Regions from separate parts of the Mus musculus genome. Here region 1 is linked to region 2. Evidence: chromatin loops called from intact Hi-C (ENCODE). Cell type or tissue: left cerebral cortex. All regions are shown on one strand. Each heading gives the region's core, and the rest is flanking DNA. Links, peaks and the distances in the headings are about the cores only. Region 1 overlaps Txnrd3 (thioredoxin reductase 3). Region 2 overlaps Aldh1l1 (aldehyde dehydrogenase 1 family, member L1).

The links. Hi-C counts contacts between places; a loop is a spot of excess contacts. Peaks named below come from ENCODE experiments on the same cell type or tissue, not always from the same donor. Only the 100,000 strongest peaks of a DNase experiment are listed, where the experiment ranks them.
Region 1: it touches region 2 in a loop (4-fold over the local background); 11 of 42 quality-filtered maps call a loop at or near these places.

What each region holds. Positions count from the first base shown.
Region 1 is chr6:89,670,981-89,687,339 of GRCm38, forward strand. Txnrd3 (thioredoxin reductase 3) reads left to right here. Exons shown (of 16, transcript NM_001178058.1): 13 at 1,191-1,298; 14 at 1,988-2,083; 15 at 3,081-3,215; 16 at 3,749-4,549. The coding sequence ends at 3,817. Among named protein-coding and RNA genes, the nearest start is that of Vmn1r40, 35 kb to the right of the region's middle. In left cerebral cortex, for the core only: CTCF peaks have their summits at 8,587 (motif pointing right) and 9,392 (motif pointing right); DNase peaks (open chromatin) are centred at 8,592 and 9,393.
Region 2 is chr6:90,554,033-90,570,391 of GRCm38, forward strand. Aldh1l1 (aldehyde dehydrogenase 1 family, member L1) reads left to right here. Exons shown (of 23, transcript NM_027406.2): 2 at 3,170-3,319; 3 at 5,210-5,444; 4 at 5,794-5,959; 5 at 8,587-8,688; 6 at 9,333-9,422; 7 at 10,314-10,451; 8 at 12,607-12,732; 9 at 15,441-15,532; 10 at 15,761-15,908. The coding sequence starts at 3,193. Among named protein-coding and RNA genes, the nearest start is that of Aldh1l1, 11 kb to the left of the region's middle. In left cerebral cortex, for the core only: a CTCF peak has its summit at 7,296 (motif pointing left); DNase peaks (open chromatin) are centred at 6,570, 7,261 and 10,818; H3K27ac peaks cover 456 bases.

The DNA of each region.
Region 1 (16,359 bases), core at 4,593-12,592, 880 kb before region 2:
TGGGAATAATAGTGTCCTCAAGAGTCTCACCTTGCTCTGTGAGGAACACACTGCTCTGTCAGTAGTCCTGGGGACCTGTGGCAGGGCTGGCAGATGCAAGGTGGTGCCTCTGCTTGTGTGATGCACATCCCCACAGTGTACATGGCACTTAGGGTGTCTGTAAGGGCAGTGGTTGTAATGGGTGGACAAGTGGAAGGAGGCTGGTGCCCAGAAATCCTCCTGTGTGCCATGGCGGGTGGGGGGACTCTGCTCCCCAGCTGCATTTAGGAAGACAGCTGGTGGCTCCTGCAGGAACCTCTGCCGAGGCGCTCAGGTCTCTGAGTTGTGCCGCTCAGCTTGCTCCTCTCCTCGAAATAACTCTAGTAAATACACTTCTCTTTTCTGAGTTCTTGAAGTGGTAGACGTCAGTCTAATTTGCTCTAGCTTCTGGTGCTTGTGCTGCTTAAACACAAAGATGTTTCCCTTCTGATTAGTGCAGGGCCTTCCCGAGAACTCAGCAGAAGTTCAGCTAAGTGGGGGGATAGGACAGGGGCTAAACACTTGCCAACACGTGTAAGGACCAGAGTTGGAACCCCTTAAAACACATGTGTGGTGGCCCACCTGTAATTCCAGTCTTGGAGAGCAGAGATGGGATCCCCAGAGCAAGCTGGCCAACAAGACGAGTTGTATCAGGCACATCTGGGATTGACTAAGAGAGTCTGTCTCAGTTGATAGGGTGGAAGAGTGATGGAGGAAGATTCCTGATGCGAACCTCAGGCCTCCACGTGCATGCATATCCCCATGTGCGTGTGTGTGTGTGTGTGTGTGTGTGTGTGTGTGTGCTCACATGCTTATAGCCCTTGGAGAAGAACCAGGTTTTTTTTAAGTCCTAACACCTACATAGTGACTCATAACTGTCTGTAACTCCAGTTCCAGGGCATCCAATACCCCTTTCAGTCCTCTGTAGGCACTAGACACACAGGTGGAATACAAACATGCATTCAGGGAAACACCACACACATGAAATGAAATAATAAATACATTTCGGGCATGCTCTCTTACATGCTCACCAGCAAATTTAGGCTTCTCCAGTCTTCTATAACCGCCAAGTCCCTTTTGATCTGACATAGCCCCAGCTGCCTTTTACGAATCCATATTGTAGAAACTTGCCGGGAAGCAGGTCACAGAAGTCTGGTGTGTTTCTCTTCTAGTGTGATTATATTAACATCCCAACAACGGTGTTCACACCTCTGGAATATGGCTGTTGTGGACTGTCGGAAGAGAAAGCCATCGAAATGTATAAAAAAGAGAATCTGGAAGTAAGACCATATGTCCTTTATAATCAGCTGTCTGTCCTTGAAGCCACTTTTTATGTGGTAACTTTGCAAGTCTGTGTTGTGCTGATGTTAGAGAAGTCATCTGCCTACTTGGGAGAGTTCTAAGTGAATCTAAACTCTGTCTCACTGGCAAAGTGAGAGGAAGAATAGAGCTATGGCGCAGGGGAGGTCGGGTACGCGAGTTAAGACCTTGGGGATTCAGGTCTGAAAGGCTCTGCCCCATGGATAATGACTCAGACGAGCCTCCCCAGAGACATGGCTATCCAAGGAGGGTGGAAGCTGGGGTCAGTAGCACGGGTGTGGTGCTCAGGAGGCGGGACAGCTCTGTGCCTGCTGATCTGCTAGGTTTGGGGTGAATGTGACACTAGGCAGGGGTCTCAGTAGTCACCTTCTCAGCCCACGCAGGCGCCAGCAACACTCTAAATGCTTGAAAATGGAGTTTAGCCGACAGGAGGCTGTTTGTATTTCTGACTAATGGCTGCACAAAGCAAAAGCGACAAGTTGGCATTTTGGGAGCCTGGCTCTAATGCAGCCATCAGTGTGTTCCAGCTGGGACCCTGGGCTTCCAATGCTACACAAGCTGTTGCTGCCTGTCATCTTAGGAGGCTAAGAGCGTATCAAGGAGTAGGTTTTGTACGATGCTAATCTCAAGCTTTTCCCTTCTGGTCTAGGTGTATCACACCTTGTTTTGGCCTCTCGAGTGGACAGTTGCTGGCAGAGACAACAACACCTGTTATGCAAAGATAATCTGCAACAAATTCGACAACGTATGTAGATGCTGTGCTCTCCAGTCTGCTCCATTTTCTCTGAGGCTTGGGCCCAGAGCCTATTTGTGCAAAGTCCACCCTCTGCCCTGCGTTGCGCCTCCAGCCTGACCCCCTAAGATTTTAAAATACAGCTTGGATTCTTGCCAGTTGGGTTTAATGGCATTTTAAAAGATGGCAGTCAGGGCAGGAGCGAGCTCTCAGCTGTTTGCAGAGGCTGGCACAGGAGCAGGTTCTCAGCTCAGCTGCACCTGTTAGGACGCAGGAGGAGCTGCTGCCCAGAGCCCATGGTTTCACACGGATGGTCTACAACTGTGGCTCCTGACACTTTGGCTACCATCCAGCACTGTGTGCAGTGCTCTGTGTACAGTGCACGTCTGTGTGTGTTTCTTCAGTGGTATGGCGCATATGGAGTGCTGAGGGGAGGCCCTCAGAGAGAAGTTCCAGGGCACTAGGCAGGGATGTCTCATGCACCTGGCTCTGTCCCCTCTGTCCCTGCCTCTGTGTTCACGGTGGATCAGAATGGAGGCCAGGATCCAGCCACAGCCTGTGGCCCCCATGACCCTGACACCCACTGCGTGTTGCCTTGCTGACGGCCTCCACCAGCCATTCCTGAGCTCTACTGAGTGTCAGGAGCAGGCACCTGCTCACGGAGCCCACAAATCCTCCTCCTAAGATCACAGCCCCTGGGATCACACCAGTGTAGGGCCTTATTTCATATGTGCCATGTTTGTGTGGCCCTGTCTCAGTGGAATTCAGAAGTCACACCCACCCATGAGCTCCATCACCGGTAGGTAGGCAAATTGAGTGTGCTAGTAAATTTGAGTGTGAGTTCTTACCACACATTTACCGAGTCCTTTGACAGATCCTTTGAGAGGCTGTTCACTGCTCAGTTCCTTTCCTGTGGGTGATCTTATATATTTTAGCTGTGAATGACAGGGAGTAGACTTTCATTCTGATCTTTAGCTTATGGGAATTCTGTGTTCTGTCTCTATTAAAGGAACGTGTGGTGGGATTTCACCTTCTGGGGCCAAATGCTGGTGAAATCACGCAGGGATTTGCAGCTGCAATGAAATGTGGGCTCACGAAGCAGCTACTGGATGATACCATTGGAATCCACCCCACCTGTGGTGAGGTAAGGAACAGGAGGGTATGTCTGTGTGTATCCATGTGTCTCTCTCTCTGTGTGTGTGTGTGTGTGTGTGTGTATATGTGTGCGCGTGCACGTGCAGGCCGAGGGCACAGCCTTGCGTGTCATTCCTTAGGTACTGTCTACCTCTTTTGGAGACAGGGTGTCACACTGACCTGAAGCTTGCCGATAGCCTAAGCTTGCTGGCCAGCAAGTCCCAGGATGTACCTATCTCCGTCTCCATGACATGGAGATTTTATAAGCATGTACCTGCACATTCAACATGGCTTTCAGGGCTTGAACTTGGGTCCTCACATTGCCAGCTCTTTACCCAGTTAGAGTCTCCCCAGCCCACAGTGAGGTACAACGGCTTTAACTAGCCTAGCTTCAAAACAATTTTGAAATGCAACATCAGAGATTTTTGATTCTAGTATGTTCTATATTAGCAACCTAACTCAATGTGTTCTCTCAGTGCAGCTGGAGCACGTCCTTGTTAAAGCAGCAGTAACGTTGCCATCTCTTGTTTTCTTTGCAAACAGGTATTCACAACATTGGAAATCACAAAGTCCTCAGGGCTGGACATTACTCAGAAAGGCTGCTGAGGCTAGCCCTGCTGCTGTTGGGTTTCCCTGTCACACTCTCACTCTGTGCCCATGACATCTGCTTGGGCACTGGGGACCAGTGCCGGACTTTCTCCTGGCATAGAGACGAGAAGGCGGCAGAGGACCAGCAGCAGCAGCAGCATCTGGAGTCTCAGCTGACGGCATGCAGCAGCCAGGCTGCTTCCTTGACACCTTGGCTCGGAACCTGCAGAGGTGAGCCAAGGCCGACTTCTGCACGTCAGCCTCGACTTCACCCCACGAGGCCTTAGATGGCACAGTGAGCCCACCTCCCTTTCCCAGTTGCTAGTGCTTTGACCCCTCACTTTGTTTCCATGAAGAGATTATCTTTCAGTTGTGGACTTGACTGTAAAGAGGCTTGTTGCCCAGAGTGTAGCACTTATGGATCTGTGGTGTTTGGGGAGCCAGGTTAGAGCAATTGGCTGCACTGGCCTCCCACTAATATAACCTGCTGTCAGAAGCCTGACTCAAGCCTCACTCCTTGCATAGCTCCTGAGGGGAGAACCGTGGAGCCATTCTCCTCCCAGCCTCTAGTCTAACGGAGCATCACAAAGAAGAGAAAAAAAATGTCCTTGTATTGCTATTGGTTTTCCATGTTTATCTTAAGGGTACTATTAAAAAAGATTTTACTACAATTTGTGTGATCTAATTCGTTAAACATGATTTGTTAAGTCATGATCCATTGAAAACTATTACACTAAAATTAAAAAAAAATGCCTGTATTTTTTTTTTTTTCTGAAGCAGAGTCTTACTTGGTGTTAAAATAAGGCTCTCCTGGAACTCAAAATCCTCCTGCCTCAGCCTCCTAAAGGCTGGGATTGCAGGCATGCACCACCATAGCAGTGGCCCTTCTTCTTTATACATCCGTTATCTTGGGTAGTCTGAGCTGACTGGCACCACATGTGATAGGGAAATCATACTTCACAACTGATGTCTAACCAGTTCTCCAAGCACTGCCTGAACTATCAACCAAATGACAGGCCTGACCAGGTAAGAAGATGTGTAGAGGTCAAAGGAAAGAGGTCTGTTTCTAGTTAGTGTGACTAGACATAGGCTAGATGGAGAGAGAAAAGAGGGGCAGACGTGTGTATGTGGGGGAGGGGGAGGGGGAGGGAGCAGGGTCTGTGTAGAGGGGTCTGACTGTCCTGACTCATGACGCCTGTACCCCAGTGCCAGGGACAGACTGCACTCAGGTGTCATTGTATCTAGAATGGCCCACGTAGGAATTAGCTTCTGGGACTGCTGGCTGTTCTCTCACGTATTGGAAGCACTGCTGCGGGATGCTGTGGGTATCAGGTCACTTGGACCCAAGGCCACCAGGATCCCTTACCTGTGATCACTTCTGTCCAATTCAAAGGTGGTGCATGGCTGCTACCCTTTGGGAATGGTGAGTTCAGAATGCTTACCAAATGTGTTCTCAGGAAGGGATTTAATCCTGGAACACACAGTGGTGCTTTTGCAGTTGCTGGCTAGGTGTTGTACACTTCTGTCTGGTCACTGCAGTGTCAGAGAGGCCATGCAGCCAGTTGTGTGAAGAGTAAGCATATTGGATGCACCCCCTCGAGGCAAACACTGACTAGTGCATAGCTGGTCGTCTTTTTTATTGACTTTATGTATGTGAGTATTTTGTTCATGTATGTCTGTGCACCATATGCATGTCTGGTACCTGTAGAGGCCAGAAGAGGGCACTGGATCTCTTGTGGCTGGAGTTAAACAGTTGTGAGCCACAATGGGGTACTGGGAACAGAACTCTGGTCCTCTGGAAGAGCAGCCAATGTTCTTAACCACTGAACCATCTCCTTATCTCCCAAACTGTATTCTTAGAGCATACAGAGCTTCTGGGACTCACGCTTTCCTGTTTAACATCTAGGGAATTAAGCAATTGCCCATTTATAGAGTAAGTGAGAAAAACAACCAACCAGTTCATCTTGGTGTGAGCTCATTCAGATTTCCATCTGGCTTTCCCGGGTGGGGACCTAGTCCTTGGCTTTCATCGGTCTGTGGAGGTCTATGTTTATCTTCATTTCTGAAGGACATTTGCTGAATAGGGGAATCCAGCTTGACTTGTGTTTCCTATCAGCACTGTAAAGGTTAAGTTCCGGGTCGTCTTGTCCTTTATCATTGTGAATGCATCATGCCACTTTGTTGAGTTCCTTCTATGTGCCTTTTCGCATCACTACATAGCTATACTTAAGACATCAGCTGGAGCTCCCCCTTGCTCAGAAAGGAAGGGCCTTGTCCCAGGGCTTCCAGTGGCTACCTGAATCCACAGATGGGACCAGACCTCATCCTGTGCACACACAGAGGGCCTTTCTCATCCCAAGCAGGCTTCTGTCTTATCACATCTGCTCTGTGGTTGGTATGAGAGCACTGCGCCTTCTTCACAGCTCTGTGGGTAGAGGATTCATTCTTTCAGGTCACCACAGCCAACCTGGCACTCAGCACTTTTCTTTCCTTATTAGTAATGATCTCTCTGGAGGAAGCTGCTCTGGGCAAGTGACTCTCCAGGGCCACTGCAGTAGTAAGCCAGGTGCAACTAAGAACAAGCAGCCAATCTGATTAGTGGGAAGGAGGAATCTACTGTGGATACTCAGCATGAAGGAAGGTTCCATATCCCTGGATGGGGGAGGGGGAGAGGGACCATGGGGTGGGGTGGGAGTCTGCTCAGATGAACTGTATATCTCTGGTCTTCTATTTAATGTTTTCAGACTGCAGTTGGTGGGCAACTGAAACCTGGGCAAGCAGGGCGTCACACGGGGACTTATGGTGGATGTTTCTTCATTCTTAGCCTTTCTGGGCTTTACTGAGCTTCTAGGATCCATGACTTGATGTCTTAATGGGAAAATTCTCAGTCATATCTTCCTCAAATATGTTATATATTTTCTGCTTGTAGACTAACAGTGTGGATGCACTGGAATTAATTTTGTGTACCTCAGATTCCTCTTGTTCCCACCTTGACTTGGCCCCAGGGACCCCCCCCCCAATTGTATCCTGTCCCATCCCATCTGCTGCTAAAGGCCTTGCACAGATTTCCCTGGTGTTGCATTGTATGTGTAGATTGGGTTTTCGCTGGTAGAACTGCCATGGCTCTTATATTTTATCTTTCTCTTCAGATTCCCCATATATTTTCATATAGCATCCACCTTTCAGGCCATATGGCATGTTTAAAGTCCTCTGTTTCTCAGAGCTTGGTCGTTCCTGTCTGGCTTTTACTGAATGTTATTCAGTAAACCATGTGGTTGCTGGGAATTGAACTCGGAACCTATAGAAGAGTAGTCAGTGCTCTTAATCATTGAACCATCTCTCCATCCCCTGTGTCCCTTTCTAAGGAGTAATCAGAGGCCACCCTGGTGACCATTTCAGGACCCAAGCTATCTCATCTAGTAAAGGAACATGGGATTTGTATTTTTTTAATAATAGAAGAAAAATTAGGTCATACTAATCTCTATTTAAATTTTAATTGTGTTCATTATACATTCTAATTGCATTTGTTTATTTGTTTTTGTTCACTTATCGTGGAAATGACTTATATCTTCCCACTATGTGGATTCTGGAGATTGAGCTCTGTTCCAGCCACATCCTCTGCTCTCCTTCTGTTTAGTGCCCACCAGGGTCTCCTTGGTATTGGAACTGTTTGTGATAAACGATGAAAGTCAGGAAGGCATCTATATTAAAGGACGAGGGGCAAGGGGTGGCTCTGGCCTGTGTTCTGCCAGCAACAAAGCAGGGCCTCCTACTGTTCCAGTTGACATCTGAAAATAACGAGGGCCCTGATGGCTAAGGAGTCAGTTATGTCTGGGCCTTACTCAGTTGCTGAGGCCATGGGCTGAATCTGCCTCCGTCTCCCTGTTCTCAAGGCCTTGTGTGGGTTGGTTCTCCCTCTGCCAGAGAAGCTCTGCCAGGAGCAGGGTGCATGAGTTACGAATTAGTGCCCGTGTCTAGCTTGCCCTGTCATTGTCCACTTCCACCCCCATAGGCTTGGAGGAAACTGGCTCTCACCACAGGCCCCTGGAGAAAGAGAGCCAGGGTGGAACCAGGATCTGTAAGGGCCTCACTGGGCCCTTACCCACAGAGATATGTCATCCTATGTGGTGTGAAAGCCATGCATTCAGGACTGTCACATGAGGTGAACATTGGCTAACACATCATTTCAATGTACTTAATTTGAAGGGTGTCAGGCCAACCTAGATGTTTTTAAAGATGGACAGCTGTCATAGTGAATCAGTTTCTCCCAGCTTCCAGCCACACAGTCTGGCTGGATTTGACGCTTATCAATGCGTGTGAGTTTCCTCTTTAACACACCCACAGGCTCCAGATTAGACTTTTAACGTCCCAAGATGTCCCAGGCAACCCCCCTTCCCCTAATGAAGCCTTGGGCTTGGTGGGATGGAAGTGATAATTACCCAAGGTTATCTAGGCAGAACCCAACTCAGCCAGAAGAAGACTATAAAGCTAAAAACTGGGCAGAATGAAGGGAGTTACGTTCTGCATGCTCATGTAGGGTGCAGCCCCATTGGATGTCACTGGTTAGACGCTCCTTACCTCTGTTCCAGGAGAGAAGCAAGAGCAAGCCTGCCTAAGCAGACCACCACCCCAGCACAGATGAGCCCGGGAAAGTTCAGGTTCTGTGACTTCTAGGCTGCCTCATCCTCTCATGGTCACCATTTCAAAGGGTCCAGCATCCCTAAATGAGGTCTAGACTTCGCAGGAGCCTGAAGACCTGAGCCTGCTGGCTCCTCCTGCGGATTCCCCTTTGTACCACACGGTGGCACCAGAGAGCAGCGTATATTCTGTAGGGCCAAGGAAGAAACCCAAGGGCCTGCAAAGGACATGGGGAATGCAGCTTCTAGAAGAGACACCATCAATCTCGATGACATTTTACAACCCCTAGTCTCTGCCCATTTCCTCCTCAGGGAGGCCTATCGTCACTCTGCCTCGCCTCCTGTGCTTTCCCTGACATTGTCTGTGGTGAAGTGTGTCTCTCCTTCATCCATTCCTTTACCCAGGTCAGGGCTCCTAGCAGCTCTGGGTACTTTTCAGAAAAAACAAACAAACAAACAAACAAACAAACAAACACACACACACACACACACAAACCAACCCAAAACCTTCCCCTGTAATCTGTGTTTTCCTAAAATCACATACACAACCAAATACGAGCGGGAAACTACAACAACCTATTTAGGGGACCTGGCAAAAGAAGAGCATTGGACACGAATTTCTAGATCAATGATAGCACCACAAGGCAGCTGTGGATCCCACAGCCTTACTTTTCAGCTGCACAGGCAGCCTTCAACTCACAATGGAAGCGTGACAGCATCTTAGCCTTCACAGCGACTTAAGAAGGTTACAACCACAGAATTCCAGTGAACAGGAAAAGAGAGGCGAATCACTTTGCCAAGACCACAGAAATAATCAATAGCGGAGTCCGAATTTGAGGCCCTAGAGCCTGGTTCACTGAGCCCATGGGAGTTTGGGGGGTGTGGTCAGCTGCTGCAGACTCCTCACCTTTTATTCACAAGGGTTATTGCTGCGCCAGGACTGAGGTGGCCGTCCCTCCTTGCTCCAGCAGGTGGCGACAAAGCACCGACTCAAATGTGCTCCTGACCTGGTAGTAAACTTGGTTTGGCTGAAAACATAACCTGCACTTGGTCATGGGAGATGTCTTTCTTGGACTCAAATAAAAGTTGCAAATGGGAGAGTGACTGGGCTAGCAACGAATCTGCCAACATTATGTCTGCAGCCAGTCCCAAGAATAGCTGATCTCATGTGGTTTGGGATCTTAGGGTGGACCAGATTCAATTTCCTCCTGAGAACTCTAGGCCTGGAAGTTACTAGCAGCAGAGCACACTCAACAAGTTCACACACGCACTTATAGAAAGAACTTGACGATAGCAGTGATTTTTAACAGCTCAAAGTCCTGTACCATGGGTGGAAAGGGCTTGTGTGCAGACACACACACACACACACACACACACACGACTTTCATTAGCACCGGTTTTATAATATTCCTAGACTTTAGTATTTTGTTTTTATTTTCACTTTTATCATGGAATTTAAACTTTCCTCTTTATTCTTTCCCGACTCTGGGTCACTTTGCCTGGGTCCACTCTTAACCCTGGGTCACTTTGCCTGGGTCCACTCTTAACCCTGGGTCACTTTGCCTGGGTCCACCCGTCTCTTCTTTTTCCTCTATGTGCAGTGCAGGGCAGCACTGCACTCCACTCTCACTAGGCTCCCCTGTCCTGCAGCAGATTCTCAGCTTTTCCTTACCTTTAAATATCCTGACAGCAGTGGCTAGTGCTGGGGTGATGTGTGTGTGTGTGTGTGTGTGTGTGCATTTGTGTATCTAGACTGTTGCCGTCATTTTCAACCCCAATAAGCCCATATAGAAAACACACAATTCAGTTATATTTATAAGCTATAAGCCTACATTAGGCAGATCTAACACGACACTAACTTATTCTCCAGCTATGAGACCCTTTGCACCTACTTGTATTTTTTTTTGGGGGGGGGGTTGGTTTTTTCGAGACAGTGTTTCTCTGTATAGCCCTGGCTGACCTGCAACTCACTCTGTAGATCAGGCTGGCCTCGAACTCAGAAATCCGCCTGCCTCTGCCTCCCAAGTGCTGGGATTAAAGGCGTGCGCCACCACACCCGGCTATGAGACCCTTTGCTACTTGCAGTTCTCCTGGCCAGGTGGCTCTGCTCCATCTTGGCTTCCCCCTCTTTGTCCTCTCTCCTTCCTTGTCCTCCTCCTCCTTCTACCTGCCCCAAGACCCCCTGTCCCAGCTTTCCTTCCACTGCCCAATCATAGCCTCTAGCCTTTATTTGACCAGTTAAAATGGGGAAAAGGTTCACCTAAGATCACTTGAGTACATGATCAGCTGCTTGTCAGGGAGCAGCCTCTCTTGAGGAAGCAGAATTAACATCAGAATACAAACAGCATCAGGGCTACTCACAACGTATTCCCCCCTTTTGTCCAATAAAAATGCTGTTTTCTCTCAGATATAAATTGAACATAACCCTAACAATTTTGTAAATTATAAAATATGACATACACTTAACATCCAGCCCTTCATATTTGTCAATTTAGATAAAGTACTCTATCATCTCTCCTAACTTAAGATGTTTATAGTTCTGTGCCTCAATTATGTTGATTTTAACTTGTATTCCCATCTGAAATCTATCCTTACAAATCTAGATTATCTTCCTTAGTGCTAAACCACTTAAGTTTGATATAAGACTATAACTAGTCTTCCATCCCATCAGAGATCTGAGAAGAAATTAAATATTACCTGAAGATGTAGGAGGCGCAAAGGTACAACTTCCAAAACTACACAGTTTGTGGTGACAGGTGACTTCCTGGACAGTCCCCTAATTTCTTACAACGTTGGAGCATCTATCTTCAGCCATCTGGCACAGAAACATCTGACAGACCTTTAATGAAACAGGAATTATGAAGAACTAGCTTACCCTGTCTTGGCAGAACTAGGCAGTTGACTATGCCACATCTGTTTGTCCTGTTTTGGACAGTATTTTTGTCTGCAGATGAATTAGGGCAATTCTTGCCCAGGGCTACCTTGCCAAGATGGAAACAACTCAGCCTGGAGGCAATGATGCTCAATATCTTCCTTGAAGTGGGATGGGGACACTCTCAGGATCACACCTGTCTCATAGTCAAATGATCTTCAGTGATGAAATAATATTAAGTTCTATATTCTGTGGATCTCTGAAACTTCTGAAGACTATCTAAATGTAATTGTCAAACATTCATTATGCTTAGCTATTCACTATTTGAATACTATTTGAAAACACTTGTTGTAGTTAATTAGAATCTAATATGACCATAAGTTTCACTATCTAACTATTAACTTACATTACTTAGTCATTGTCTTAGTCAGGGTTTCTATTCCTGCACAAACATCATGACCAAGAAGCAAGTTGGGTTTTATTCAGCTTACACTTCCATACTGCTGTCCATCACCGAGGAAGTCAGGACTGGAACTCAAGCAGGTCAGAAAGCAGGAGCTGATGCAGAGGCCATGGGGGGATGTTTTTTACTGGCTTGCCTCCCCTGGCTTGCTCAGCCTGCTCTCTTATAGAACCAAGACTACCAGCCCAGAGATGGCACCACCCACAAGGGGACCTCCCCTCTTGATCACTAATTGAGAACATGCCTTACAGCTGGATCTCGTGGAGGCATTTCCTCAACTGAAGCTCCTTTCTCTGTGATAACTCCAGCCTGTGTCAAGTTGACACAAAATTAGCCAGTACAGTCATCCTAAACAGTTTGTAATAGCAGCTATTAAAGAGACTGAGTCTAAGCCTTTGCATTCTTTTTATTTTTTTTTAAAGATTTCTTTATTTATTGTATGTAAGTACACTGTAGCTGTCTTCAGACACTCCAGAAGAGGGTGTCACATCTCATTACAGATGGTTGTGAGAAACCATGTGGTTGCTGGGATTTGAACTCAGGACCTATGGAAGAGCAGTCAGTGCTCTTAACTGATGAGCCACTTCTGCAGCTCCCAGCCTTTGTATTCTTATATGAGTTGCATAGGCATAATGCCTATCTACGAGCAATAATATTAATTTAAAATTTTGTATTAATATACAAAATTTTATACCAATGAAAACCTTAAACCAGTATTAATACATACAAATTCTTTACCAATGTAAGAAATTAAAACTTCCAATTTGCATCAAGTATAAAAGTTTCTACCAATGTAAGATTATGGCTATACAATGCTTTGTTTAGGAGTAAATTTAATATCCTATCTCTATTTCTCTAATTTCTATAATATTATTATATCCCCCACTTTCCTTTACAACTCCCTCTCCTTTATCTAAGAAGGAAGCACAGAGAAGAGGAAAGGTAGAAATCCCTGAATCTAAGTTCTCTTGTTTCCTCTTCCTGTCCAAAGTTACAACATTTGCACAATATCCCTCAAAATGACAACATATCTATAATTTATAAAATAGCCAGAACCATCCACTCCAACCTAAGGGATTATAAAAAAGCTCTTCTCCCAGATACAAATTGAACAAAACCATAACTATTAAGCAAACTACACAGTATGAGGTACAAATGACATCTAGTCCATCAATTTGTCAATTTAGATAAAGTAGTCTACCATATTTCCTAAATGAAAGAATTGACTCTATCATTGGATTATGTTTAGAATTTTAGCCTGTAATATCACTAGAAACCTATGTTATCTACTATATAAACTTTCTCTATCTTATGCAACTTGAGTTTGATTATGAGACTAAAACTAGTCTTTATCCCTATCAGAAATCCGAGAGTGACTAAATATTAACTGAAAATATAGGAAGCACAAGGCATAGCTTATGAAACTTGACCAATTTATAAAGATGGTTGATTACCTGGACAGTCCTCCATTTTTCAGAATCCAAGAGCTTCTGTCTTAGGCCTTCTGGTCAAGGATCATCTATCTGACATACTTATTATGCAAAAAGTTGAAGGGCCACTGATCCTGTCTCAGCAAAGCTAATAGTCAACTATACGGCAAAAATTGTCCTTCTCTGGACAGTATTGTCTGTAGATGACCTGTGTCAGCTAGGTGGCAGCCTTGCCACAATAATCAAGCCCAACTGGAGGTAATGATGCTCAATATCTTTTTTGAATTGTGATGGGGGGAGGTACTGTCAGGAGCAGACATGTCTCATAGTCAAATGATTTTTTAATAATGAAATGGCTTTAACTGTTTTATGATTGGTTATTATTAAAATTGGCTCATAAAAAGACACCTGTCTTTCACATGCTCAAACAAGGAGCAGAATTTCATCCTTAACTAGTGTGCACCCTACACAGAATAACACAATCCATACAGATATTTTAATGGTACTTGTCTTAGGGTTTTACTGCTGTGAACAGGCACCATGACCAAAGCATCTCTTATAAGGACAACATTTAATTGGGGATGGTTTATAGGTTCAGAGAATATCTTTTATCATCATCAAGACAGGAACATGACAGCATCCAGGCAGGCATGGTGGAGGAGGAGCTCAGAGTTCTACAGCTTCATCTGAAGGCTGCTAGCAGAATGCTGACTCCCAGGCAGCCAGGACAAGGATATTAAATCCCACACGAACAAAGCCACACCTACTCCAAAAAAGCCACGCCTCCCAACAGTGCCATACCCTGGGCTGAGCATATACAAACCATCACAGTACTTAAATTCTCTTTTGAGATTTGTATATTACAGAGTGTACAGCTTTGGTCAGATTCGTCCTCAGACATGCTGAATTGACGTGTTTGGACTCCTGGTGTCATGGATTCCATGATACCAGGAGTCAAAATCATCTTGCCTCATTCAACCTTTCAGACAGATCCAGTCAGAACTTCAGTCAAGCCCTGAGCTTTCTAGGCATCAGAGACTGAATAACAGTTGCTAGCTTGACTTTCTTAAGGCCTAACCAAATCTAATTTTCCTACCCTTCCCCTCCCCTTTAAAGATATTTCAGCTTCCAAACGCTGACACCATTGCATACACTAGCAAGATTTTGCTGAAAGGACCCAGATATAGCTGTCTCTTGTGAGACTATGCCGGGGCCTAGCAAACACAGAAGTGGGTGATCACAGTCAGCTATTGGATGGGTCACACGGCCCCCAATGGAGGAGCTAGAGAAAGTACCCAAGGAGCTAAAGGGAACTGCAACCCTATAGGTAGAACAACATTATGAACTAACCAGTACCCCGGAGCTCTTGACTCTAGCTGCATATGTATCAAAAGATGGCCTAGTCGGCCATCACTGCAAAGAGAGGCCCATTGGACTTGCAAACTTTATATGCCCCAGTACAGGGGAACCCCAGGGCCAAAAAGGGGGAGTGGGTGGGTAGGGGATTGGGGGGGTGGGTATGGGGAGCTTTTGGGATAGCATTGAAAATGTAAACGAGGAAAATACCTAATAATAAAAAAAAAAGAGAAAAGTGAAAAAAAAAAAGATATTTCAGTTTACCAAACTCTGTAAAATGAAACACATCCATTTGCCAAACTTCATTTCTTTGGGTACCTTTAGGATTACTTCCTGTAGGTAATGGAATTTGGTTATATAATGAGCAAGTATGACATTGCGTCACAATTTACTTGGCTTGTTGTCAAATGGCAAAAAATTATTTCTTTAAATCCTTGCTGTTAACATGGTGTTTTTTATGTTTAGCAATTGAATATTAATTAATTAATTAATTAATTTTCAGAATGATATTCTTTTTTATTAGATATTTTCTTTATTTACATTTCAAATGCTATCCCGAAAGTTCCCTATGCCCACCCTTCCTGCCCTGCTCCCCTACTTACCCACTCCCACTTCTTGGCCCTGGCATTCTCCTGTACTGGGGCATATAAAGTTTGCAATACCAAGGGGCATCTCTTTCCAGTGATGGCCAACTAGGCCATCTTCTGCTACATATGCAGCTAGAGACACGAGCTCTGGGGGTACTGGTTAGTTCATATTGTTGTTCCACCTATAGGGTTGCAGATCCCCTCAGCTCCTTGGGTACTTTCTTTAGCTTCTCCATTGGATGCCCTGTGTTCCGTCTTATAAATGACTGTGAGCACCCACTTCTGTATTTGCCAGGCATTGGCATAACCTCATACTAGACAGCTATATCAAAGTCCCTTCAGCAAAATCTTGCTGGCATATGCAATAGTGTCTGGGTTTGTGGCTGATTATGGGATGGATCCCTGGGTGGGATAGTCTTAGATAGTCCATCCTTTTGTCTTAGCTCCAAACTTTGTCTCTGTCATTCTTTCATGGGTATTTTGTTCCCTATTCTAAGGAGGAATGAAGTATCCAGGCATTGGTCTTCCCTCTTCTTGATTTTCTTGTGTTTTACAAATTGTATCTTGGGTATTTTAAGTTTCTGGGCTAATATCCACATATCAATGAGTGTATATTGATCTAATGACTTCTTCTGTGATTGGGTTACCTCACTAAGCACTAAGGATGATATTCTTCAGATACATCCATTTGTCCAAGAATTTCGTGAATTTATCATTTTTAATAGCTGAGTAGTGCTCCATTGTATAAATGTACCACATTTTCTGTAACCATTCTTCTGTTGAGGGACATCTGGGTTCTTTTCAGCTTCTGGCTATTATAAATAAGGCTGCTATGAACATAGTGGAGCATGTGTCCTTATTACCAGTTGGAACATATTCTGGATATAACCTTTCTTTATCATGTTCATGTAGAAGAATTGTCAAAAAACAATCTTTTAGATCAATTACTATGATAGTCCATTCCTTAGGCAACAAGGAAGCCAATGGGATTCCAGGCTGCAAGGAACTCATTGGCTGAATAATCTCATTAATTGCTCTGAGATCTGTCAACATCCTTCATTTGCCATACTTTCATTTTAAATGACAAATACCACAGAATTCCAAGGGCTGGTGGACTCCTCTATATACTGAGTCTTAGCTGTTCCTGGACTAGCTGTTCTAATGCCTGTAGTTTTTCTTTTGTCACGGACCATTAATCAATCCAATTTGGTTGGTCAGCTA
Region 2 (16,359 bases), core at 3,117-11,116:
GTAATGCTGCATGTGGGGTTTTATGTGGACATTAGCTTTCTGTCCATTTGAAGAAATGCCAATGAGGGCGTGTCCTAGCATTGCTGTGATGAAACCCCATGGCCAATAGCAACTTGGGAAGGAAAGGGTTTAATTGGCTTATGCTTTGTCATCACCATTCATCATCAATGGAAGTCAGGAACTCAAACATGCAGGAGCCTGGAGGCAGGAGCTGATGCAGAGGTCATAGAGGAGTGCTGCTTACTGGCTTGCTCCACATGGCTTTCTCAGCCTGTTTTCTTAAAGAACCCAGGACCACCAGCACAGGACCCCACCCACAACGAGCTGGGCCTCCCACACCAATCACTAATTAAGAAAATGGCCATAGGCTTGCCTACGCCCTGATCTGATGATGGAGGTGTTTTCTCCATTGGGGTTCCCTCCTCTTCAATGCTCTAGCTCTGTCAAATTGACATAAAAGTGTCTGGCGCAGAGTGGGTTCTAGAACCCATAGTTACAGTGAGGGGTGCCTTAGATCAAGCATGCTTTGGGGAACTGGAACGGTGGCTTACTGGTTAAGAGGGCTTGCTGCTCTTCCAGAGGACTTGCATTCTATTCCCAGCACTGAGGCAAGGCAGTTTACAACCTCCTGAGGCTCTAGCTCCAGGGACATCCGATGCCACCTTCTGGCCTCCACCAGCTTTTTTCTTTTTCTTTTTCTTTTCTTTTATTGGATATTTTCTTTATTTACATTTCAAATGTTATCCCCTTTGCCAGTCCCCCCCCAACCCCCTATCCCATCCTCCCTCCCCCTACTTCTATGAGGGTTGTTCCGCCACCCATCCACCCACTCCCACCTCCACGCCCTGGTATTCCCTGACACTGGGGCATCAAGCCTTCACAGGACCAAGGACTTCTCCTTCCACTGATGCCTGACAAGACCATCCTCTGCTACATATGCGGTTGGAGCCATGGGCCCCTCCATGTGTACTCTTTGGTTGGTGGTTTAGTACCTGGGAGCTGGGAGGGGGGATCTGATTGGTTGTTAGTGTTGTTTTTCCTATGGCATTGCAAACCCTTTTAGCTCCTTCAGTCCTTTAACTCCTCCATTGGGGACCCCATGTTCAGTCCGATGGTTGGCTGCAAACATCCGCCTCTGTATATGTCAGGCTCTGGCAGAGCCTCTCAGGAGACAGCCATATCAAGCTCATGTCAGCAAGAACTTCTTGGCATCCACAATAGTGTCTGTATTTGGTGACTGTATATGGGATGGATCTCCAGGTGGGGCAGTCTTTAGATGGCCTTTCCTTCAGTCTCTGCTCCACACTTTGTCTCCATATTTCCTCCATTGAGTATTTTGTCCCCCCTTCTAAGAAGGACTGAAGCATCCACATTTTGGTCTTCATTCTTCTTGAGTTTCATGTGGTCTGTGAATTGTATCTTGGGTATTCCCAGCTTCTGGGCATTATAATATCCATGTATCAGTGAGAGTATACCATGTGTGTTCTTTTGTGATTGGATTACCTTACTCAGGATGATATTTTCTAGTTCCATCCATTTTCCTAAGAATTTCATGAAGTCATTGTTTTTAATAGCTGAGCAGTACTACATTATGTAAATGTACCACATTTTCTGTATCTCTGTTGAAGGACATCTGGGTTCTTTCCAGCTTCTGGCTATTATAAATAAGGCTGCTATAAACATAGTGGAACTTGTTGTATGTTGGAGTGTCCTTGTTATATGTTGCAACATCTTATTAGCAGGTTTGAATCGAGTTGTTGCTCTTTTGACTGAGTTTTGAGGGTTGGCTTTTCAGGTCTCCCAGTTTTTGGATTCTCATCTTCTTTTCTTTTCTTTGTTTTTTTTTTCTTTTTTTTTCTTTTTCTTTTTCTTTTTTTTTCTAGACAGGGTTTCTCTATAGCTCTGGCTGTCCTGAAACTCACTCTGTAGACCAGGCTGGCCTCGAACTCAGAAATCCACCTGCCTCTGCCTCCCAAGTGCTGGGATTAAAGGCCTGCACCACCATGCCTGGCCTCATTTTATTTTCTTGATGTAGTCCTTTAAAAGTAGAAGTATTTAACTGAGTGAAGGACTTAACTCTTCTTTTCATGAGCCCTCCAGTTCTGTGCTTTGAAAGCTATTGATGATGCAAGGCTGCCCATGTCTCTCTTATTATCTTTGAGTGGCTTATAACCTCAGGTCTGTGATTTGTTTGGAGTTGATTTTTGTGGAGGTTGTGCAGCGTTTGAGCCAGCATGGCCATCTGTGACACAAACACCGAGCCCTGACAGCTCACATGTCCACAGGCTAGCGAGACGGCGGAGAAAGTAGGCATGAGGTTAAGTCTGAACGGCAGATGTGTGAGGTTGACCAAGGCAAACAAGATCGGTGCTCTGTGCTGAGAGAGCCCCTGGTGTTTGGTGAGCAACAGGCATTCCGGGTGCTCAGACAGCAGCAAGCTGTGCCTGTGGGAATTCGTGAGGCTGCTTCACACCCTTGTTTTCTGCGCCTCTGAGTGTGTGAAGTGCTCGCTGCTTTGGTCTTTTCCCTAAACCATGCATATGTGATAAATGGACAATTTAAGGAAAGATACCAGAGAGTACCTCGGGTTTTACAGGAAGGTACTGAACTTGGCAGCCATCCACACTGACTTCTCTTCATTCCAATGTCCCTCTCTTCAGCCTTACCCACTAGCACCCCTCCCAACTCAGTCACCCTGTGCTCTGGAGGCTGGTGTCAAGCAAAGCTCCTTGTTGTCTCTCTCATGACTTCTGGGCCTGGTGCAATAAGCCTGGTGTGACCTCAAGAGAAGTGTGGTGGCTTTCTCATTAACAGCAAGGGAACAAAGGCTTAAAGTGGTGTGGCCAAGGTCACAGATGGGTCACTTCCAGGGAATGTTCTAAAATGTCTCTGAGGACTTGCACCAGGTTTGTGACAATTTGCAGGGATCAGTGAAGAGAGCCCCCTAAAGCTACAGTCACTGTCTGATCCAACAGCTGTCATCAGTCTTCACATCCACAGATGTCTAGGGTACCCCTGTCCCCTTGCACAGTAGCAGTCTCCCCAAAGCAGCCTGCTGTTCATGGAGCCCCAGGGATGGCCAAGACAGGAGAAAGCACCCGCAGGAGCCCGCGCGGTTTCCTACGACTCCAGAGAGCCCTTTCTAACCCTCTGGCTGCTCCTTCAACAGGTGCCTTCCAACCTTCTGTTGCCATGAAGATTGCAGTAATCGGGCAGAGCCTGTTTGGCCAGGAGGTTTACTGCCAGCTAAGGAAGGAGGGCCATGAGGTGGTGGGTGTGTTCACCATCCCAGACAAGGATGGGAAAGCAGATCCCCTGGGTGAGTGAGCAGCTCAGGGGCAGGGAGGAGGGTGGGCTTGGTAGGTAAAGTCTGGGGTCTCACAGCACAGCCCTTGCAGAGGACACTTACACACCTTCCATCCTGAATCCACCCCGATGCCAAGTGGCTGCTGGACTGCCCTGGAATAAAGTGACTATGGGGTGGGATCTGTATCCTGACCAGTGGGCATAGAGAAGTCCATTTTGTCCCACATACCTCTCTTAACTTCTCTGACCCAAGCATCTAATCTCTGAAGACCTCCTAGGGGTGGCTCTTGGGGTTGTCATTCCGTTCATGTCACCATCTTTGGGGCTCTGTTAGCCCTGAGTGCTCAGTCCACCCAAAGGTTCCTGGCACACAGAGTGGATAGAGCTGAGAGGTTTCCCTTTTAGCATCTTCTGGGTGTCCCTACCTCACTGGGGAGAGCCCTACCTCAGTCCTGGACCCTTTCCTTGGAACTGGAGCCCAGCACCCAGGATGCTGGGGCTTCCATATGATGAACAGGGCCTTCTCAGGCCTGATGGAGGAGGACTGTGGGGTACAGCTTAAGGATGGGAGATTGAGAGTAGGAAAGTGACTTTGTGGGACCAGCCAGATCCAGGGCAGAGCAAGCAGCCACAGTCTGACCCCTGGACTCTGATGATGCCTGCCAGGTCTCAGCCTTGCACCTGACCACAGCATGATATACATGACCCCACTGTCTGAGCTCTACAAACAGATACTAACAGTGACCAGACAATGTCTGCTCCCAGTACCTGCCAGTACCAGCCCAGGCCCTGTTGGGACCACTGCTTGGCCTTGACCTTGGATGGCCTGCAGGAGTCTCACTGGCCCCAGTGAGGCTGCTTTGGAAGTGTAGTCCAACCTAGTCTCATCACAGCTGGTCACACTGTGAAGCTGAGATTTGTCCTGGTCGTTAGCTGGCTCTTTTCTCCTGTTTTATTTACCTCGGTACATAAGATGTCGTTATCCACATCCCAGGGATGTTAGCACCTTGGCAACACCCTCCTACTGATTCCAAACCTGGTGACATTGACTATGTAAATATTGCCCCTCATGACCACATCAGGTCATGGTGGCAGAGATGAGGACAGAGAGCAGGGTCAAGGGTGGACTGTACACAACAGGAGTGCTCTTAAGAGAATTGCTTAAGGATGTTCATAAGTACTGAAGAATGGTCAGCCAAAGAGAGCCCCTGACGGTCAGGGTTGTGCCTTCCAGAGGCCGCTGTTACCACCAACCTGAGGATAAGAGGGGATGGTGTTGTGCAGGAAATGGCCTATAAGGAGCCCTGCAGGCCGGGACTGGGCCTCCAGGCTGCAGGTGTGAGGAACAGAGTGTGTACATCGGGCGGGGCCAGGTCTGCATCCTGGGAGCAGGGATTAATTGGCTTCTCTGGGAAGGAACCCCTATAGCTAGGGTGAGGCATCTGACTAGGGTGGTGGACAGGATCCCACCGAAGGACCAAACTCTTTCCTCACCCTTATTGTCCTCCTCCCTCCCCCCCCCCCCACACACACTGGCCTCTTCACCTCCTCCTGGTACAGCTGACACCCAGAGGATGGAGAGGTAGGGAAAGGGAAGTAGAGATGTCAGGGGAAAGGAGGAAGACATAGTGTTGGGCATGGAGGGGCCTCTGGAAAGGGCTGTAAGGAGAACCTGTGAGATCTGAGCAAGGGAGGCATTCGGAGGCCTTAGGGCTTGCAGCAGGAAAGTCCCTGCCCAGTACTCACCCGCGGCTAGCCCCACCCACATCAGAACTTTGCTGGACAGTGGGAACTGTTCCGGAAGGGGACCAAGAATGGGCCCATAGCCACTTCTCTGGGTAGAGACAGCTGACAGTGTGTGGGTAGAACAGAGAGGAAGCTTGCTCACCTGCTCTCTCCACAGGCCTGGAGGCCGAGAAGGATGGCGTGCCCGTGTTTAAGTTCCCTCGGTGGCGGGCTCGAGGACAGGCTCTGCCCGAGGTCGTGGCCAAGTACCAGGCTCTGGGTGCAGAACTCAACGTGCTCCCCTTCTGCAGCCAGTTCATACCCATGGAGGTCATCAATGCCCCCCGGCATGGCTCCATCATCTACCATCCATCTCTGCTGCCCAGGCACCGAGGGGCCTCAGCCATCAACTGGTAAGATGGGCTCCACCCTCAATTTGCCTGGCATGTCACCCTCCCTCAACCTGAAACATCTCTCTGGGGCAGTCAAGTGCATGGTGCTGATGCCTACCCTGCCCTGCCGTGTGTCTCCCTGAACCACAGTAGGGGAGTGTTAAGTCAGCACGCTTGTCAGGTGGTGGTGCACACGCATGGTTGGAGATCATAAACGCTGTTTCTTTTCTTCCCTTTCTATAGGAGAAGGTGTCAGCCCCCTATGGGAGGAGGTAGACCCCTCCCAAGAGTGGCAGGGGCCAGGGACCAGCTCCCAGGGTATCCTCTGTGACACTTTCTATCAGACTGATACTTTCCTCGTATCTTCCAGGACCCTCATTCATGGAGATAAGAAAGGAGGCTTCACTATCTTCTGGGCTGATGACGGTCTGGACACTGGTGACCTTCTGCTGCAGAAGGAGTGTGACGTGCTTCCAGATGACACCGTGAGCACGCTGTACAACCGTTTCCTCTTCCCAGAGGGCATCAAAGGGATGGTAAGACTGAAGGCTGGCCACGCCTGCCCTCCCATCACATACCTGCCCTGACACAGTCTCTAGACTCTTGGCTCCATTGCCCTTCCTGATCGCCACTGGCCAGGCATACACACTCAATTTCAGGACTCGTGAAAGAGGGCACTCACTCTTTAGGACCTCAAAGGGATGGGATGATGAACGTGAAGGAACTGTGGGCAGAGTAGGCAGAGCCCAACTCAAGAGGGTGTTAGCCCAAAAGGCACTTTGGTTGGAGTCATTGACTAGACAAGTCCAGACACAGGGTGGGCCAGGTGTGGTTGAATCCAAAAGCCTCTAAGTCTTTGGATTCTCACGTCTCAATTTGGTCCTTTTTCTGTTTAGTTCATTTTATCCTCAGGTCAGATGTCCTGCATGACATGAAAGATCCTTGACTCCTATGTCTAAGCTTCCATGGGGTGAGAAACCCCATTTCTCCAAGATATATGGCTGAAAGATCAAGGAAGACTCTGATTGGACATTATGGGTCATGTGGTTATGCTGACTCAGTTGTTGGCCTGAGCAACAAGAATACTCTGACTTGTGGGGACTCTATAAACATCAGGGCCTGCAGAGTGTCGATCCAAGAGAAGCAAGAAGGAAATTGGGTTCAGTATGACTCAGTAGCCAGTGTTGGTTCACACTTCATGTTTATTTTAGGCACATTTAAGAACAGCACAATTTGGTGAAAAAAGACTTCCTGGTGATATTTAATTCAATCCTGTGTGTACAATAAAAGCTTAAGACATGACTACAGCGAAGCCCTGCTTTGTAAAGTACATGTGACACCTGTCATAAAGATGGGTTGTGTAGATTGAGTGAGGGAAAACAAGTTCATGATAAGGGTCTGGGGAAGGATGTGGTGTGGTCCCAGCCACATAGATAGCATAGCACAAATGTCACCAGGCTATTTACCATGTCCTTTCCCAGCCTTCTGGGCAGACAACCGGTTATTAAACATCTCTCCATCTAAAGGGACAACCCTGCATGGTTTTTGTTTGGTTGGTTTTTTTAGTTTTTAGAGGCAGGGTTTCTCTGTGTAGCTCTGGCTGTCCTGGAACTCACTCTTTAGAGTAGACTGGCCTCAAGCTCAAGAGATCCACTTGCTCTTGCTTCCTGAGTGCTGGGATTAAAGGTGAGCACTATAACTGCAGGCTAACCCTGCTTGTTTAACATTCCTCATTTCCCTAGTCCTTATCTCTGAACACAAGGACCTCTGCCTCCTACACTGATTGGCTGCTTCGGTGATATGCATCCTGCTGTGATCAATTGGGGAAGATAGCCACTTAATTGCAGTGGTGTTCCAGACTCTCCACTGGGCAGGGCTGTGGAAAGACAAGGAAGGACACAGTGCCCCCAGGAGGTCCTAGTGTGTATATTGTTCCTGTAGGGTAGGCTAGTGAGAGAGGACCAAAGCCCTTGATAATCAGGCCAGGATGTTTTACAGACAAAGAGCCTTGTCACATGGCAGTGAGCAAGGTGTCAGTCACCAGACCACTGCAAGCCCTGAGCCATCTGCCCCTCACCACAGTCTGTTTTCACATCAGCTGCCTTTTTGTCTTTAATGTTTTCACTGTGTGTTAAACAGTAGTGAGCAAAGCTGCCTTGTTGAATACTTAGCCTGAGATGAGAGGACTTCACATTCCACAGCAAATGACTCAGATGGCCATTAGAGACAGAGTATCCAAGGCAACCACTGGTCACATGTGTCTACTTAAATTAATTATAATTAATTTCCGTTCAGGAATTTGGGGATGGGAATCTAGCTCTGTAGTATAGTGATTACTTTGTATGTTTCATCTCCTGCATTATAACACACACACACACACACACACACACACACACACACCTACCTTTGAAGTCCCCAGGAGCTGGCAATTGTACAGGATTGTACAAACACAGCCCATGTTTATCACTATAGTGTATTTCAACAGGCAACCCTCCCTGCATTACAGTTCTGATGCCCTATTTTTTTCTTTAATTTTTTTCTATTTATTTATTTTACATGTGTGAGCATTTGCCTGCTTGTATATATGTGCACCATGGATATTAGAAGAGGGCATCAGATCCCATAGAAGTAGAGTTATAGGAGGTTGTATGCTGTCATGTGAGTGCTGGGAATGGAACCCAGGTCTTCTCACAAGAACACCCAGTGCCCTTAACTACCGAGCCACCTCCCCAGCCCCATGGCATTCTATTTCTTGTCAACAATAGCTCCTTTGGGTCCTCCTCAGGATGGGTTACAGCCTCCTTTTCACTCCTTGATTCAGACCCCAGAGAAGTTACTTTACTACAGATGTCGAAGCCCACATCAGGGCTTGAGAGCTATTCTCCTTCAAGAAGGTTCCAGACAGCAACCCATAGGCTTGTGTGTCTGTTATCCCCAGTGGGGTCTGGTTGTTTCCTCCCCTAGAGATCTAGAGCATCTATAATCTAAGAGGATGTGTTGCTGATGGTCTGTGTGCCATTCCACTCTCCCCAAATCCTGTCACCCATACCCTGTGTCCCTGTGTCCATGCTGTAGGCTTCTCAGGTGCCTGCAGGGTGAGGACCAGGACTGGATGTGGGTGGGACGCTGATGCTGGGGAAGCTGACTGGAGTCTCCTTTGCAGGTTCAGGCTGTGCGACTGATTGCAGAGGGCACAGCCCCACGCCGTCCCCAGCCTGAGGAAGGAGCCACCTATGAGGGCATTCAGAAAAAGGAGACAGCCATGGTGAGTACCAAACCCAGCTACCCAGCATCACCCGTGTCTGGAGTGCAGAAGTGGCTCAGGGAAGCAAGGTTCCACTGATGCTATAGGAACAGCAGTGGAAGGCAGGGTTCCAGCACAGCATCGAAACGTGGAGGGACAAGGTCCCTTCAGGCATCATGTTTTTCCTGTTTCTCTTTAAGTAGAAGAAGCATCACTCCAGGGAGGAAGAATAAGTAGGGCTATGGCGTATATCAGCCTTGGAGCTGGAAGCTCCAGGACACTGAGAGGTTTCTTGGAGCAGCAGTGGGTTGTCCTATGGCTGCCTCTTCTTGGGACTGGTTATCTCTGTATGGAGGTCTGCATGAGCCCTGTATACATAAAGATACAGTAGTGGGGCTCTACAGGATGGGCCAAAGCACTCTTCCTGGGACTCTGTGGGACCTCAGCCACCTTGACAACAGTACAGTAGCCTCTTCCTAAAGCCATTCTACAGGCTGTGCAGGGAGAGAACTCAGGTCACAGCCCCAAACCAGGGCACCCTGCTCTGCACTCAGACACATGTCTAGGAGGAAGCCCAGGTTCTACCTGCAAGATTAGGCCCACTGTGCAGCAGTCTTCAGGAATGAGAGAAGCTAGCTGAGGAGACAACATCTTGGATCCTACAGATCAACTGGGACCAGCCAGCAGAGGCCATTCACAACTGGATCCGTGGGAATGACAAGGTGCCAGGTGCCTGGACAGAGGCTTGTGGGCAGGTAGGTTCCCATGAGGTTGGTGTCCAGCAGAAGATCTGTGTGCCCCCACCCTGCAACCTTGAAAACCACCCGCCAGGTTTAAAATGTTTGATAAATTCTAGAGCTCCTATTCTACCTTCTCCCAAATGCCCCCTACTCCAGGACTAGGAGACCCTGTACCATTCAGAGCTAAAAGTGAGATGTCTGCTGCCACTGGTAGCCCCGGAAACCTACTGAAACCTGGGATCCTGTTGAATTTGCTTAGCTTGAGCCTCACCCCATGTTCTCAGATGCAGTAGGCCCAGCTCTGACCTTGCCCCAGGAGAGGGGCAACTTACTTTGAGCTGAAACTGAGCAGTAGCTGACTTAGGATAGAGAGATGCAAGTCTTATGTACCTCTCAAAGTCTGCCCAGTGTCCATACAGACTGCTGTCTAGTTCCCTGACCCCCCCCCCCCCCCAGCTCACTGCAAGCGGACTATGCAGAGGACCCTTCACTTTCTGCACTGACACACAACCCTTTATTGTGGCTGCTTCATCTGCAGCAGTGGCCAGCAGCAGCCAAGGGTCTGTGGCTTTGTGGCATACCCTGAGAAAACTTTCCTGGGGGTCTGTGTCCCTGAGAAAGTGCAAAGGTCTCAAGGATGCCCGAGGCTTGAGGCATCCAGGTCCTCAGATCTTCTGGATAGCATCTGTGCTCCCAAAGACTGGGTCTAGGTCCGCCTCAGCCTCGTGTGTAGATTACAGCTCTTCCAGGTCTCTCCTGTTCCCCCTGAAGGCTGGTCTCAGGCACACTCACCCTAGGGTCACATCAGCCCCCATGCCACTTGGCCCTCTCAGCCCTGTGGAGCTTCAGCTGGGCTGCAGATAGCAGGGACTCATCGGCTGTCTCTTGGCTTCTCTCCCGCCATAGAAGCTGACGTTTTTCAACTCGACACTCAACACTTCAGGACTGGTGGCTCAGGGAGAAGCTCTACCCATCCCAGGAGCCCATCGTCCAGGCCTAGTCACCAAAGCGGGACTCATCCTCTTTGGGAATGATGATAGAATGGTAAGCACACTGTGAGTCACCGGCCTGGATCATAGGTTCAAAGTTACCCACGCTGCTGTCCTTGGGCTCAAAGCCTACAGGAAGACCCCAGGCTGCCCTTGAAGAGACAGAAAGAACCGAGTGTAAAGGGAGAAGCTGCCACAGGAGCACAGTTTCCCTCTCTCTGAATGGGGTGGCTGCTGAGCTCTGGTAGTTATTACTGGACTTTGCATATCGGAATAGCTGCTGAATTGAATGGAGTGTACTTAGGCACCAACCGCTATTTAAAAACCACGAACAGGCATCCCACTTCATTCTCCAGACAACCCTAGGAGTTAATTATAGATATTGTTTGCATATTTCAGAGGAGCAAATCAAAATGAAAAGACTTACCAAGTTTACCCAAGGTTTCTCAAGCTAGTCAGTGCCAGAGCTGGGCTTCGGACCCTAAATCCTGGCCCTGAGACTGCCGTGGCCCTGAGACTCCACTCTGGGAATTTTCTCACAGGTGTGGTGAGAGGCAAGTCTCCAACACTTTGCATCCTTGACTGTGTGAGTGTGGCTAAGGTGGGGAGGGTGGAGAGTTGTGCAGTCTGACAAGGTTCTCTCCTGTATTCTCATGCCGTTGTATTATGAGAGGCCAAGGCTGTCTATCAGCTGCCATTTAACAGTGGGTGGGCACTTAGGTATGTATAACGCATGTGTGCAGACTGAAGTTATCTGTCTGTTATTGAGATCCTATAAATAGCATCTGAGAGGGAAATTCTCCCACAGATGATTATTCAGGAGCACCCTAAGGGGGAAAAAAATCCCATGTGGCTATGAGGGCAGAGCAAAGCCACGAGGTAAGGAGTGGGTTTGTCTGATCCAGGTGTCTCTGAGGATCCATTGACTTTGCCTCTGCCCTGAACATGTGCTCACGGGTCAGCATCTGCTGTTCTTGTCCTTGGAATAGTGTGGAGCCCTTGGCCTCTCTGGTCACAGATGCTTTCGCATCAGGTGCAGTGAGGATGGGACTGTGCAGTAGGCTGTCGGTGGCCAGCTCCTGGCAGCAGCTGGAGGCTGGTGTTAGCATTCAGGAGGGGTAGGTTCCCCAAGGCCCTGGCTGTCTCTGCCCCTGCAACCATCCAAACAACAGAGCACAGAAGCCTTCGGGAAACATGACTCAGGCTTGTCTGCTGGGTCTAGCTGGCCTTCTGCTTGCTGACAGTTCTAGAATATCTTCAAAGGCAACTGCGTTGCTCTAGACACTGTGTTTGACCCTGGTTGTGACTCTGGAATATTCTTATATCTACCTCAGATTGCCAGATTTTGTAATGTATTTGATGAGTTACTTGAACTCTGTTTGTTCATACACAATTGTCTAATACATGTTAGAAGGTTGGACAGAGGAAAGATAAGATAAATGAGTTTGGATGAGCTGGCAGCAGGCTGGCTTGCCGTCACTGAGAAGGGTGACTCTGCCTGCACTGCACACTTAACACAAGCTCCGCAGAGCTGGAGCCAGGCTCTGCCAGGAGTGCTGTCCTCGAGGGTGCAGACCAGGACTGGACTCTCCTTGTATCCTTTCCTCTCTCCACCTGTATCTCAGGCAGCCGTTTGTCCTCCAGATGTTGCCACCGGCTTCTGGGAATGATCCCATGACTAACGCTGCATTGTTGACTCAGCTGACTTTCACTGTAGTGCTGCAAGCATTTTTTTTTTTTCTGATGAGAAGCTGTCGCTGTCCTTTTAGTAGAAATAACATCGTTATTCAACAAAAGAAAGCACTTGGCTTGTGGCACTCAGTGGTAAGGGCCTGCTTGACATGAGGGAGGCCCTAGCTCTCTCTCTCTCTCTCTCTCTCTCTCTCTCTCTCTCTCTCACACACACACACACACACACACACATGAACATATGCAGTGCACACATATACACACTCATGCACCCTGCACACACAGAGTCTAGAAAGCAAGCAGCAAGCCCAGAGTGGCAGGTGATGGACAATTAGGATCAAGGACAGACATGCATTGTACGGTTTCTTCCGTATGCCTAGGACAGTGTGTCTCAGTTCTGTCATCTCCTGTGGCTCTGAGGGTTGGAGGCTATCTTGGCTCTGAGGGTTGGAGGGAAATTGCGAATTCCCTGCTCAGCTGCCCATCCTGTTCTGGTCCTATTGAAGTTCTCCCTTTTGCAGTTGCTGGTGAAGAATATCCAGCTGGAAGATGGCAAGATGATGCCAGCCTCCCAGTTCTTCAAGGGGTCTGCTAGCAGTGCCCTGGAGCTGACCGAGGAGGAGCTGGCCACAGCAGAGGCCGTGCGGGTAAGACACACCTTCAGTGGTGCCACACAGCTGGGCAGATTGTACCCTGTACATGTGTCTAATGTGTTCACATTCCCTGGAGTTGGGGATGCACTGGCCTTAATCAGCATTGCCTCTGTCCCGAGTTGGCACTTTCTGATGTCTTTGGTCCCTTCTTCCTTTGTACCTGGGCCCCTGGGATTTGGATCAACTGAATCTGGCTTTTCTAGGGACTCACTCCAAACAGTTAACAAATGAAATTTAGCTTTGGAATAGTTAAAGGTGGGGCCTTAACCCTGTCACCTGTGATGCGTGTGTGTCTGGAACTCACACAGTAACATCCAGACGGTGACCAGCAAAGCTTCAGAGACAGGATCCCTTCTAGCTCCTTCCCTACACAGTCTGTCATTCCCACTTCACCCCCTCCCAGTAAGCACACCAGAGAGGGGAAGGGAGGCGAGAACAACCTCAGGTGGCAAGTAAGTGCAACAGAAACAGACTTCTCTAGGAGACAGACTTTAGAGAGCAACTCGTTTTTATTGGGGGGTGGGGAGGTGGGGAATAAAGGCTTGTTAAACTTTATGGGTGAGTAAGTTATATGGGGTATGTATACAGCATTACCAGGGTGCCAGGGTGCTGGGGATGCCTCGTTTGCATATGGAGGGTGCAGTGCTACTGGACATGGCCTTAACCTGGCTTAACTATGAGACTTCCTCTGCTGTCAGCAAAGGTGGGGGTGCAGGACTACATGTGCCTGGGACATGCAGGCCTGAGTCAGGGGACGGAGTAGTCCAACTTCCTACCGCTCTCAAACATGACTCGACTCCACTCCTGCTCAGGACTGGCTCTCCCCCACAATGGTCTACAGGTAGCTTCCTCCTCTGGTGATATAGCCTGAAGCTGGGTCAGCAGCCACTTCCCAGGATCTGTTCCTGGCCCCTCCCACTCTGTCTCCCTGTGGTACTGAGCCTTGCTGAGCAGATGACACTGAAGGGTTTCAGCTTAGTCATCCATCCAGACAGGGGCTCAAGGACAACTGCTCCTCTGCCTGAGAGGACTCTATCCAGATAAACCCATCTGAGAGGCCAGCCATGTAAGTTGAATCTTCACTGAGTGCACAGGTCTTAGCAGCATGCATAGTAGAGGGTGTTGGTGTGCCCATGAGGCTGCCCTGGGGCTGTAGCTTGCCCTACCCTAGGCATCAGGAGCAGACTCCACCATACAGGTAGTCTGGAGAAAACTCCCAATGCAGAATTCCACGTGGACTTTACAGCACATGAAGAATCCATGTGTGTCCCTTACTTAACAAGTACCACCCTCATACCATGTGAAAAGAGAGTGGTAAGTCCTCACAAGCTAAGGGACTTGGGGACACTTGCTGAGCTCCTCCTGATTGCCAGACAGTGGGTGGGAGTGGTGGGTGAAGCTGCTGTCCATGTAGAGCTCCTATCGGTGCAGACAGTAAGATAGCTTTGGAAGACATTCTGTACAGAACAGGGCCTGTGAGACGAGGCCTCAGAGATGGGGTCAGTGTTGGAGGGAAGCTGAGAGCTGGCTACAGAGAAAAGATCTGGATAAACCTTAGCCCAGAGGACTATGTGTGTAAGGACATTGCAGGTGCAAGAACACCACAGGTGCAGGGACAGCACAGGTGCAGGGACAGCACAGATGCGGGAACTGCACAGGTGCAGGGATAGCACAGGTGCAGGGACAGCACAGGTGCAGGGACAGCACAGGTGCAGGGACAGCACAGGTGCAGGGACACCAAAGTGCAGGGACAGCCCTGTTTGAAAAGGTCACCTCTGCCATGATCTGAAGCTGAATGGAGGTGGGTCACAGCTGGGACCAGTGTTATAACACTGAAGAGTAAGACTCTACAAGAGACAGTCATGAGGTGCCACGTGGTCCAGGATAGCAGAGAGCAAGCATCTTCCCTAGGAAAGCTGGGCACTTTAAATGTCTGGGAGAGAAAGGAGGAGGAAAGGGAGGAAGGAGGGAAGAAGAGAGAGGAGGAAGGAAGAAAGAAGGGAGAGGAGGGAGGGAACAGCTCCACATTTGCTAGATTTAACCCCCTCCCTCCAAATAAAGAAATTTTCAGGATATTCTTGGAGCAGCCGCTGTGGCTGTAACCCTGCTTCTGAGCCTGTTCAGGGTCACTGGACCAGCTGGACCAGCAGGCTCTTAGCCAAAGATGCTTGCTTACAATGGCTGCTGTGGAGTCCTGTGCAGCAGGGTGGAAGTTGTCCCAGTGGATGTTACGACTGGGTAGTTCAGTCTGGCATCTGTTAGGGACAGCCTTCCTACCATAACCACTGGGGGTGCCGGCCGATGTGCTCTCCTCACTTGCCCAGTAGGCCAGCAGCTTGTTCTGCTGTACTTCAGAGGGTGCAGGTCAGAGGAGTGCTAGCCAGCTAGTTTCTCAGAGCAGACAAGTCCATGAGGCCTTCACCATCATTCCATGCTGCCATGTGAGTCCTGTGCTGGGAACACTGGAACCCTGACAGCCCCACCAAAGCCAGGAGTGAGCCTTTCTGATACCCAGCCATTTTCCATTGCCTTCACTGTACTGGAGACCAGCAACCTAGTGTCACAGAGGCCAGAGCTGTGCCCCTCTCTGGGTCTTAGAGACAGTGCCTTGAAGACCACAGGAGCTGGAACCCACATCCAGCCATGAGAACGGCACCCTACTTCTCCCAGCAGCTCTGTCTCTCATGGCCTTTGTTTTCCAGAGCTCTTGGATGCGAATTCTGCCCAATGTCCCAGAGGTAGAAGACTCTACAGATTTCTTCAAGTCAGGAGCTGCATCCGTAGATGTTGTGAGGTGAGTCCAGGGACAAGGGAGTCTCTTCCAAGTATCTACTATGGCCCCACTGAAGCCACTGTTGGTTGTATTTGTGTATCATTCATGAGATCAGAAAGGGCCCTCCATCAGATATAGAAGCTAGGCCTAAATGTCTGCCCCCAAACTGGCCTTTCATCCCGGAAGAGCTGCTGATGCCTGGCTGTCATTGCTAACCCTTGGCTCTCTGTTCTTCTTCTCTCCTTGCAGGCTGGTGGAGGAGGTGAAGGAGCTGTGTGACGGGCTGGAGTTAGAAAATGAGGATGTTTACATGGCCACCACCTTCGGGGACTTCATCCAGCTCCTAGTGAGGAAGTTGAGAGGGGAGGACGGCGAGAGCGAGTGTGTCATTAACTACGTGAGTGCTGCCCTGTGACACCACCGGGCACCTGAGCACCCGGAAGCCAGGAGCCTGGCCCTCACCCTCCAGTTTCACCAGTCCCAGATAACATCTCCCACAGGAGACATTGCTGCCCGGTGCACAGAGTATGGGAAAGTCGTTTCAAATCTCTAGAGGGGCTAGAGAGGAGGGCTTCTGTTCCCAGTGAGGAGGGCAGACGACTCTGTGTGTTCAGCTTGTGCAAGGGGAGGTGCCCCAGTGACTATAAATACATTTATGAGAAAGTTCCTGAACAGTTCCCCTTAGGGGCAGCCGGCTAGTCTACCATCCACAGTGGAGGGGGTTCTGGGTACTTTGTCCACCTCATGTTTTGGAACAAAACTGGGAAAGTACAGGTGGCCAGGGTGGACTCCAGGTGACCCATAGAATAGTGAAAAGAGCCAGTGAACAGACTTCAGGACAGGCTGGT